2 separate regions of the Homo sapiens genome follow, and region 1 is linked to region 2. A link is a loop called in an ENCODE intact Hi-C map of the cell type or tissue named here. Cell type or tissue: HepG2. All regions are shown on one strand. Links, peaks and the distances in the headings refer to the core of each region. The heading gives the core; the rest is flanking DNA.

What was found. A loop is a pair of places that touch in the nucleus more often than their neighbours do. Peaks named below come from ENCODE experiments on the same cell type or tissue, not always from the same donor. Only the 100,000 strongest peaks of a DNase experiment are listed, where the experiment ranks them.
Region 1: a loop joins it to region 2, with 15 times the contacts of the local background. A loop is called at or near these places in 1 of 110 quality-filtered maps.

What each region holds. Positions count from the first base shown.
Region 1 is chr18:42,336,491-42,341,872 of GRCh38, reverse strand. All of the region lies in intron 4 of LINC00907 (long intergenic non-protein coding RNA 907), which reads right to left. Among named protein-coding and RNA genes, the nearest start is that of LINC00907, 150 kb to the right of the region's middle. In HepG2, for the core only: no CTCF peak of the experiment used is centred there; DNase peaks (open chromatin) are centred at 1,232, 2,402, 3,012, 4,322 and 1 weaker place.
Region 2 is chr18:42,443,399-42,448,780 of GRCh38, reverse strand. All of the region lies in intron 4 of LINC00907 (long intergenic non-protein coding RNA 907), which reads right to left. Among named protein-coding and RNA genes, the nearest start is that of LINC00907, 260 kb to the right of the region's middle. In HepG2, for the core only: no CTCF peak of the experiment used is centred there; DNase peaks (open chromatin) are centred at 2,360 and 4,240.

The sequences.
Region 1 (5,382 bases), core at 116-5,115, 110 kb after region 2:
CCAGTGATAAAGAGTAAGTAAGGTAGTTTGTAAACATACCAGCAGCGATCCACCTTCTACCAGATGGTGAATACAGAACTGTGCTTAGCTCAATTTTAATAATAAACTCTTTGAAAATAACAAGGCAGGGTTTCATAAAAGAGTAGTTGGCTGTTGCCAAAGATGAAAGGACTAAATATGTATTCAAAGTTGGCCTACACAGGCCTCCCAGAGTGTTTCTGCATGAATGGCTTTCTGGATTCCCATTGGACTTTATCCCATAGACAAATTACAATGTTTCACATGGTCCATCACATTCCGAAGATTAATGCACAGACAATGACTTGGGGGAAAAAGTCCTCTTATGACAAATGTCCTTTCCAACCTGTGTTTTATACAGGAAGAAAAAATAATGAAACTAAGTATATTCCCCTGAATATTACATTCAGTCTCTTGCTAACATAAATATGCTTAGAAGATAAATAAATTTGTCTTATTTCAAGAAAGGTTCCTCCAAGGAGAGAATGGAATCCCTATTTAGGATTGTCTTTAAATACATTAATCTGACACAAGTTATCAACTGTGCTACTTCCATGTGTTGGGGTTCAGAAACTAATACCCCCCAAAAATGGCATGTTGACATGCTCAACTGAAGAAGAAGCCTCAAGGTCTCTCTCATCTCCACTCCCCGACCCCTGACCACAGCTCCCACTATCTCTTAATCCTGTCTCTCCCAAAGGACAGTATGAAATTGTTATCTGAAGTTCCCTTATCTGCCTAACATCTGGACCTGCCAAAGAAGAAAACAATTATCTCTGATTCCTTCCCTGAGTTTTCAGTAATTGAACTCATATTGCAGGAAGAAAGGCTAAAGACTGTCAACGGACTTTTGTCAAAAGCCATTGTCTGCTCTGCAGGCTCAACAGATTTTGTCCCAGGCCAATGTATGTTCTTCAAGCCCATTGAATTCTCCTAAAAATTATTTACCACCCCTTAAAATTATCCCCACTTCCCCATCTCCCTTTCCCCTTAGAAGTAAAGTATATGAGTATCTGTACCCTATTGGGAGATGGAGCAATGACTGTGCAATTTCCGCTCATGCATACTAAAAAATTTGTACGTCATTTCTCCTATTAATCTGCCCTTTATCAGTTGATTTTTCAGCAAACCTTTAGAGGACAAAGGGAAGCTTTTCCTTTGGCCCCTACACATATTTACTCTACATGCTCAACCTAAATGAGAACTTGAACAGATTTGCAAAGTCAAATGTCAACAGGACAATGATGGAGAAATCCCTGTAATGTGCGTGGGGAGAGAACTGGGAATGCTACAGTCACAGATGTTGGCAGCAACTCAAAGTCAGGTAATATTGGCAGGTTACAGAGAACAGGCAGGACTCAACCCTATTTTGCAGCTGTTCTTTTCTAAAAAAAAAAAAAAAAAAAAAATCTTTTACAAGAATGTGCAGGACATCTATTAAAGGATAAGAAGCCCAGGACAGAAAACATGAAAACAATATCCAGTTACCTTCAGGGAGCTTAACATTCCTCACTGGCAAAATTACAAGGCTGGCTATTAAACAGGTAGATTTTAAAGGCAATCATTGGGAACCACCCTAAATGAATTAAGAAAAATCAGGCAAACTCACCATAACAGAAGGAAAAATACTGTAGAACAGCAGTGTATTCATCAGAATTTATTTCTGAATCCCAACTCAGGGACCAGGTGCAGTTGCCCACGTCTGTAATTCCAGCAACTTGGCAGGCCAAGGTAGGCTGATCACTTGAGCCCAGAAGTTGAACAGCCTAGGCAACATGGCAAAACCCCATCTCTACAAAGAATACAAAAATTAGCTGGACTTGGTTGTGCACACCTGTAGTCCAAGCTACTCAGGAGGCTAAGTTGGGAGAATCACCTGAGCCTGGGGGTTCGAGGCTGCAGTGAGCCATGATTGAGCAACTGCCCTTCAGCCTGAGCAATGGAGTGAGACACTGCCTTAAAAAAAGAAAAAAGAAAAGAATCCTAACTTAGCCTCAAAATCACTGTCCAAACTTTAGCAAGTTATTTAGCATCGCTGAGACTCATTTTTTTTTTTTTATGAGGTTGACGTAGTAACTGTGGTTGTGTTCAGGATTAATATTACGATGAGCTAATGATTCTAAAGCAGGGCTTGGCATGCTGTTTCCTCTCCCCGTGTGGGATAATTGCTATTAATATGCAAAATAGTTGAAAAAAGGAGAGTCTGAAGTTAGGAATACTTACGAAGGAGTTTAAAGAAAACTTGAATTGTTGGGGACTCATTAACATTTATATAAAATCATTCAGAGTCCCAGAAAGAAAAAAAGGGTGACTCATGCTATTATACCTACTTCATAGAAAGGCTATTTATACACAAAGATTCTCTTAACCCAGCTATCACATGAGTTAGCGCTGATGTTTGCCTTTGCCTGCTTCCAACTTACAACTGTTACCTAATACACTGACCTGAACTGTGAACCCATTATTTAAAATGCCACTAAAATGTCATTACTAAATAATCTTTCTAGCTCTAAAATCTAAATAATCTGGAAAATATAAAAGAAATAATCAAAAAGAATTGATAAATATTAAGCCAAGAATGGAGATTCTAGGGTTAAGGGTTTTTGGTGGTATTTTCCCCTATAAAAATAATCCATTTTACTAAGATTGTTCTGTGGGATCTGTTTTCCAAAAAGGTATCAAAGTTAAAAAATCTATAGAAATAGCTTGACTGTATTTATGTTATCATCCTTGAAAAATGCTCAGTTCAAAAAATTATGAGCTTTTGGTGGCTTGCTTTTAAATCCAGTTTTATCCACTGATGATAGTTTCTTCTGTTTTAAAATAGATGAGAGTGCTTTGGTGATCATGGTTACACAGTATAAATATTGAGGCCACACGCTATCCCCTGCTGTCATTCAGGAGTTCATTTGTTCACAGTTCACCTACTTTGAAACATCTGATTGCCTCAATTACCAGCAAACAGTGATTTCCTGAACATAGATGTTCTTCCATTAACTTCTAAAGCAAGTAGTTTGCTAAGAAGCTCCACCCCATCTATCCATCATAATAAGCCAGATCTCTTTTCAAAGGCATTCCTGCAGTGAGAACTCATTCAAGTGTCAAAGCGTGGTTCTAATTGTAAAGTTAATGTTTTACCCTGGTAGGCTTGAAACATCCAAGGTTTAAATTTGATTCCCTAGACCCTACTAAAATGTAGAAGTCTAGAATGTTTCATGAATTGTAGAGGGTGCCCTAGATGGGATGTGATATATAACATGATAGGGGACCCTCAAACAAGTCAGAGGAGAATCTGGAAAAAAAATCAATGACTCTTTCTGGGGAGGAGATTGAAGTATTGATTAGGCAGAAAGTGGCTGATGGTAAAAGGTAGAATTACCCTATCCCTCCACCCCAAAGATGACAAGAAAGATTTGTATCCTCAGAGTAAATGAATAGAGGAGATAAACTACCCATGGCAGAGAAAGGTAGTCACATCAACAGGTTGCAGCCTTGGTGTGGGTAATCTCTGGAGGTTTCTCATCTTAGTGACGAGAGAAATCATGATGCAGATGACCTAAGTCACACCTGCTTGAGGAAGGAGGGCATGCTGAGTAAGCTAGGAATGGAGAGGCACCTGCAATAAGAAATAAGTTCCTCCCAAGAGGCTGGCTAATATGGTTTGGCTCTGTGTCCCCACCCAAATTTCATCACAAATTTTAATACCCCCATGTCAAGGGAGAAGCCTGGTGAGAGGTTATTACATCATGGAAGTGGTTCCCCCATGATGTTCTTGTGAAACTGAGGGAGTTCTCACGAGGTCTGATTGTTTTAAAAATGGCCATTTCCCCTGTGCTCCCTCTCTCTCCTACTGCCTTGTAAGATGTGCCTTGATTCCCCTTTGCCTTCCACCATGATTGTAAGCTTCCTGATGCCTCCCCAGCCATGTGGAACTGGGAGTCAGTTCTTTTGTTTATAAATTACCCAGGCTCAGGTATCTTCATTATAGCAGTGTGAAAATGGACTAATATAGAGAATTGGTACTGGTAGAGAGAGGCATTGCTATAAGGATAACCTGAAAATGTGGAAGCAACTTTGGAACTGGGCAACAGGCAGAGGTTTGAACAGGCAACAGGCAGAGTTTGGAGGGCTCAGAACAAGACAGGAAGATGTGCAAAAGTTTGGAACTTCCTGGAGAATTGCGGCATGGTTTTGATCAAAATGCTGACAGTGATATGGACAATGAAGTCCAGGCTGAGGTGGCCTCAGATGGAGATGAGGAACCTACTGGGAACTGGAGCAAAGGTCACTCTTGCTAGGCTTTAGCAAAGAGACCGGTGACATTTTGCCCCTGCCCTAGAGATCTGTGGGACTTTGAACTTGAGAGAGTCTGGCAGAAGAAATTTCTAAGCAGCAAAGCATTCAAGAGGTGACCTGGCTTTTCCTGAATGTATACTACTATATTTGCTCACAAAGAGTTGGTTTGAATTTGGAACTTATGTTTAAAGGGGAGGCAGAGCATAAAAGTTTGGAAAATCCACAGCCTGAACATGTGATAGAAAACAAAAACTCATTGTCTGGGGAGCAACTCAAGGTGGCTGAATACATTTCCATAAGTAAAGAGGAGCTGAATGTTAATCACCAAGATGATGGGGATGATGTCTCCAGGGCATTTCAGACATCTTCAAGGCAGCCCCTCCCATCACTGGCCCAGAGGCCTAGGAAGGAAAAATGGTTTAATGGGCAAGGCCTAGGGCCCAGATGGCTCTGTGCACCCTTTGGACATGGAGCTTCATGTTCCAGCCACTCCAGCTTCAGCCCTGGCTAAAAGGAGCCAAGGTACAGCTTAGCCCATGGCTTCAGTGGGTGCAAGCCCCAGGCCTTGGTGGCTTCTATGTGGTGTTGGGCCTGCAGGTATGCAGAAGACAAGAGTTGAGCTTTGGGAGCCTCCACCTAGATTTCAGAGGGTGTATGGAAATGCCTGGATGTCCAGGCAAAAGTCTGCTTTGGGGTCAGAGCCCCCCTGGAGAACCTCTACTAGGGCATCGCAAAAGGGAAATGTGGGGTTGGAGTCCCCACACGGAGACCCTGCTGAGGCACTGCCTAGTGGAGATGTGAGAAGAGGGCCCTGCAGAAAGGTAGATCTACCGATAGCTTGCATCATGTACCTGGAAAAGCCATAGGCACTTAACACAAGCCTGCGAAAACAGCCGTAGGGGCTGTACCCTGCAGAGCCACAGGCGCAGAGCTGCCCAAGGCTGTGGGAGTCCACCCCCTGCATCAGTGTGTCCTTGATGTGAGACACGGAGTCAAAGGAGATTTTGGAGCTTTGAGATTTGATGACTGCCTGGCCAGGTTTAGGACATGCATGAGGCCTGTGGCCCC
Region 2 (5,382 bases), core at 132-5,131:
GGGTAATGGGTAGAGGTTTGAACAGTTAGGAGGGCTCAGAAGAAGACAAGAATATGAGGGTAAGTTTGGAACTTCCTAGAGACTTGTTAAATTGTTGTGACCAAAGTGCGATAGTGACATGGACATTGAAGTCCAGGCTGAGGTGTTCTCAGATGGATATAAGGAACTTATTGGGAACTGGAGTAAAAGAAACTTTTGCTAAGCTTTAGCAAAGAGACTGGTGGCACTCTGTTCCTGCTCAAGAGATCTGTGGAACTTTGAACTTGAGAGTGGTGATTTAGGGTAGCAGGTAGAAAAAAATTTCTAAACAGCAAGCATTCAAGATTTGGCCTGATTCCTTCATGTATGGTCATATATATGAGCAAAGAGATTATCTAAAACTGGAATTTATATTTCAAAGGGAAGCAGGGAATAAAAGCTTAGGAAATTTTTAGTCTGACCATGTAGATTTCCTCTCCCCATTTTTGGGAGAGGAATTCAAATCACTTCAGAAATTTGCATAAGTAAAGGGGAGCTGAATGTTAATAGCCAAGAAAATGGGGAAAATGCCTTGAAAGCATTTCAGAGAACTTTGTGGCAGCTCCTCCCATCACAGGCCTGGAGGCCTAGGAGGGAAGAATGGTTTCCAGGACCAGGCCTATAGCCCTGCTGCCCTATGCAACTTCAGGACACTGGTCTCTGTAGCCCAGCTGCTCCAACTCTAGCTGTGACTAAAAGGGCCCCAGATATGCCTCAGGCTTCTTCTCCAGAGGGTGCAAACCATAAGCCTAGGCAGCCTTCATGTGGTGTTAAGCCTGTGAGCAGGCAGAAGGCAAAAGTTGATGCTTGGGAGCTTCCACTTAGATTTCAAATGATGAAAGGAAAAACTTGGATGTCCATGCAGAAGTCTGCGGCAGGGATGGAGCCCTCATGGAGAACCTCTACTAGGGCAGTGTGAAGGAAAAATGTAGGGTTGAAGCCCCAACACAAAGTCCCCACTAGAGAATTGCCTAGTGGAGCTGTGAGAAGAGGGTCACCATCCTCCAGACCCCAAAATGATAGATCTACCTACAGCTTGCACCATGTACCTGGAAAAGCCACAGGCACTAAATGCCAGCCTTTTAAAGCAGCTGCAGGGGCTGTACCCTGCAGAGCCACAGGGACAGAGCTGCAAAAGTCCTTGAGAGCCCACCCCTTGCAACAGTGTGACATGGGTGTGAGACATGGAGTCAAATGAGATTATTTTGGATCTTTAGTATTTAATGACTGCCTTGCTTGGTTCCAGACTTGCATGGGGTTTGTAGCCCTTTGTTTTGGCCTACTTCTGCCTTTTGGAATGGGAGTATTTAGCCAATCCCCATATCTTCATTGTATCTTGGAAGTATTAACTTGTTTTTGGTTTTTACAGTCTCACAGGCAGAAGGGACTTGCCTTGTCTCAGATGAGAATTTGGACTGTGGACTTCTGTGTTAATACTGATAATGAGATGAGTTAAGACTTGGGGGACTGTTGAGAATAGTTGATTGCATTTTGCAATGTGAGAAGGGCATGAGATTTGGGAACAGGCAGGGTTGCAAATATACGGTTTGAATTTGTGTCCCTAGTCAAATCTCATGTCAAATTGTGATCCCCGGTGTTGAAGAGGGGGTGTGGTGGGAGGTAATGTAGATCACAAGGGTGGACTTCTCCCTTGCTGTTCTCATGATAGTGAGTGAGTTCTCACACAATCTGTTTGCTTAAAAGTGTATGGAACCTCTCCCCTCCCTTTCTTCCTCCTTCTCTGGCCATATAAGACATGCCTGCTTCCCCTTCAACTTCTGCCATGATTGTAAGTTTCCTGAGCCCTTCCAAGCTTGCTTCCTATATAGCCTGCAGAACTGTGAATCAATTAAACCTTTTTAAAATATGAACTATCTAGTTTCAGGTAGTTCTTTATAGCAATGCAAGAATAAACTAACATACCACCCTATCAGGATAACACATATAGACTCTCCTTATTTATGCCCTGATATTTTAGCCCATTTTCCATGGAAATAACCATGATTCCAAGCCAAAGAGATAATGGAAAGGCATTAAGTTAATAATTAGGACTGGAGACACAAAGTTTATCTAGACTATGTTATCCTGGACTGACACATGCAATCTTATTCCTCTAATTTCTCCCTAAATGCTCTCTTGCCTGACTCTTGTGCTAACACGAACCAAGTAGCCATCATTTCCAAACTGTACCTTCCTCCCCTAGCTGCCTAAATTCCAGCCATGAGTATTCTTCATCACTTCCTTTCCATTGTTTGGCAATTACAGGAGCATCAATGTTATTGCCCTAGCTGACCACTGAATGAATGGTCATCAAGAATGTTAGCCTCATTCCTGAACAAACCAAATAATAAAAACTAACTGAGGTTTAAAAGGTCAAAGCTAAAATCAACATGTTACCTCACCAGCTAAGTATCTTGTGTTCTTTTTTGCCTGCTGACCACAAAGAGTCATCTGTGACAGGCAGAAAATGCAAGAGAATATTTCAGGCATAGTAAGCAGGCACTCATGGGTTAGAACTGTACAATGATGAACTCAATATTCCTGCCAAAATACAGACTTTTGGTTAAAGGCAATAAATCACTTTTGTTTATGTAAAAATTGGTTGAACTTAAAAAAAAACATAAAGAAGAATAGGTTATGTTTTATTATTCACAGCCATCCAGAAGTGAGGACTGGGCTTATATTTTTAATACACTCTCTGTGGACCTTAAATAGACATAAAAGTAAACTAGGGTATACAGTGAGTCCTCCTATAACATTGTCAATAGGTTTTTGAAAAGTTTGACTTCAAGTGAAACAATGTACTGCATTAAAGAAATAATTTTACCATAGGCTAATTGATATAAATAAGAGTTAAGTTTCTATAACATACAGTATATCCAAAAACCTATAGGCAAGTTTAAATAAGGACATACTGTATTCCCTAGTGATGTGTTACAGGGTTCAGTATTCAGTTTGACTTCTTTTTTAAATGTTTTATTTTTAAAAAATTGTAGGTGACACGATAATTGCACATACTTATGGGTACATTGTGATTTTGCTTGACTTAATGTAGTGTGGTGGTGGTGATGGTGGTGGTGGTTTCTGCTTATTCAAATGATCTTTCCAATTTTGATTGAGAGGATTTTGAGAAGCAAAACTAAAAGAGATAATGAAAGGTTGAAGTCAGCACTAACAACTGCCAATTGGCAAAATTTGGCCAGTTGTTAAGGCACTGGTAGGTTGAATTCAACATTGGTTAGAGTATTTATACCAACGAAATTGTCAAACACGGTTATCAGTGGGGATTTTTTTCTCTTTTTATTTATTTATTTTTCTTTTCTGGAGAGCCAGTTGTTAAACATCTACCAACAAACAACTGGACAAAATCTCCCCTAAAACTTGCAATCCAGATCACTGTAAATTATGATAAGCAGCAGAGGAAAAGCACCTCACCTATATCCATTTTCTCATTCACGGTTTCAGGGGATAATCTTTACCACCTAGAACTCTAGATTAATTCAGGTAATAAAAACAAGCCTTCATAAAGAACTTGGCTCTCAGGGAGCTGAGGAACAACAAAAAAGAGTTAACGTGAAGTGTGAAATGGTTATGAATACTGAGCCCCATTTATTTTAGCTGAAAGCACATAATTTATTAAGAATGAACAAAAAGGGAAAAGTCATCACTTTTCCTCCAGTTAATAATGCCCTATGCTTCCTCCATCTCCAAATGCTTTGTTCAGTGACATTCAGATGATATTAAAAAAAAAATCCTGATCCAGCTATTCTATCCAGAGTCTTGTTAAAAGCTTAAGAATCTTTTCTTAGATTAAACCTAACTTCAAAAGCATCAGTTATGGTCTCTGTTTGTCACTGTGAGAGGGATTTAAGCACTGCAGAACTAAGATCTTAGAGTGAAGGTTCTCTTTTACTTCCCAAAACACATTTTTTTCAGGACAACCCCATGGAGAAGCAGCCCATAAAGAAGCATTAAGAAGAGTGGCTTTTGCATTTTGTACATATGTTATGGATCTCAACATTCCAGGATGAGTTTGTGTGGTATTCTTCTCATCAATCTGGGGGATTTGTCACAAAATACCAACATGTAGCTCATTTATTTCTCATTTTCTTTTTATTTATAGTTCTGGGTGGTAGTTTCTTACTGTGGGGATTTGCATTCTCTGGCATTGGTCAAGGTCAAAGTACAGAGCCTTTATGTGCATTCTAAGCCCTTTCAAATATGTGTTCACCCCCCAGTGTGATGCATTAAAAAAAGATACCTTGTTCAGAATCGACCCACAAGCTCCTGCATTTTGTTTGTCTTCTATTAAAGACTAAGCAGCTACATTTCATTTCAAATTCCACATAAATGCTTTCAGAATAGCTTAAATCTGGAGCTGTCTGAAAACAGGAAAGATATTAGATGACCTCTCAGAATCCTTCCTTGTTCCTCAGTTTTCAGCATTGCAATGGCTTCCTATTGTGTGTGCACATAGCTGTTCTAACCCAGTACTGAAGGCTGCAGGCTCTCTGGCCTGCACTCAATTCCTTTCTCCATATCTATGTACCAGGTACTTTTCTATCCCTACCTCCTGTCTCCAGACCTAAACTTTTCCTCAATAAAGTTGCTGATAAACTGTGTGTGTGTGTGTGTGTGTGTGTGTGTGTGTGTGTGTGGCATGCATATGTGGGAGAGATTGTGAACATATTCATCTTCACAATATCCAATTAAGGTGGTATAAAGGTCTATTGAGGGTCAGGATAATGCCATAAAATGGATTTCAGAGATTAACATTGTTAAATTCTTTGCAAATTCCTTGGGTCAAAAACAGGTAATTTACTGAGCATCTTTAGGCCTGCTGCCCTATATGTAAAACTGAGAAAATACCACTTCATAGGTTTGTTCTGAGAATTAAATTATAAAATGTATATACCCATAAAGCACTTGCTCTGGTATATAGGAACTCTGCCCCCAATCCCCACAAATGCAAATAATATTTTGGGTGTTGCTGAATTACCTGTGCCTTGAAAGGATCAGCTCGCTATAAGAAAGCAGGATATTAAATTCAGACACAGCCTCCACTAACCTCAACCACAAAGACAAAGAAGCAGCCTGAGGCATACAAGATCAAGGAATGAGGCCCAGATGCTCAGAGCAAATAATTATGAAAGAATTGGAGGTCAAAATGAAAAACTAGCCCTATGCTCCCTGGCTGATCCCTGATTTTCTTCTCTTTACTCATTTCACTTTTCCTAGCTGTACAACATACCTTAATGCCCTTAGGGCTAGCAAATCAACATAACCAAAATATTTGCAGGCATATAATAATTCCTTCGTTCTTCATTCTTAGATTTGAGCACAGATTCAACACACTGATCCAAT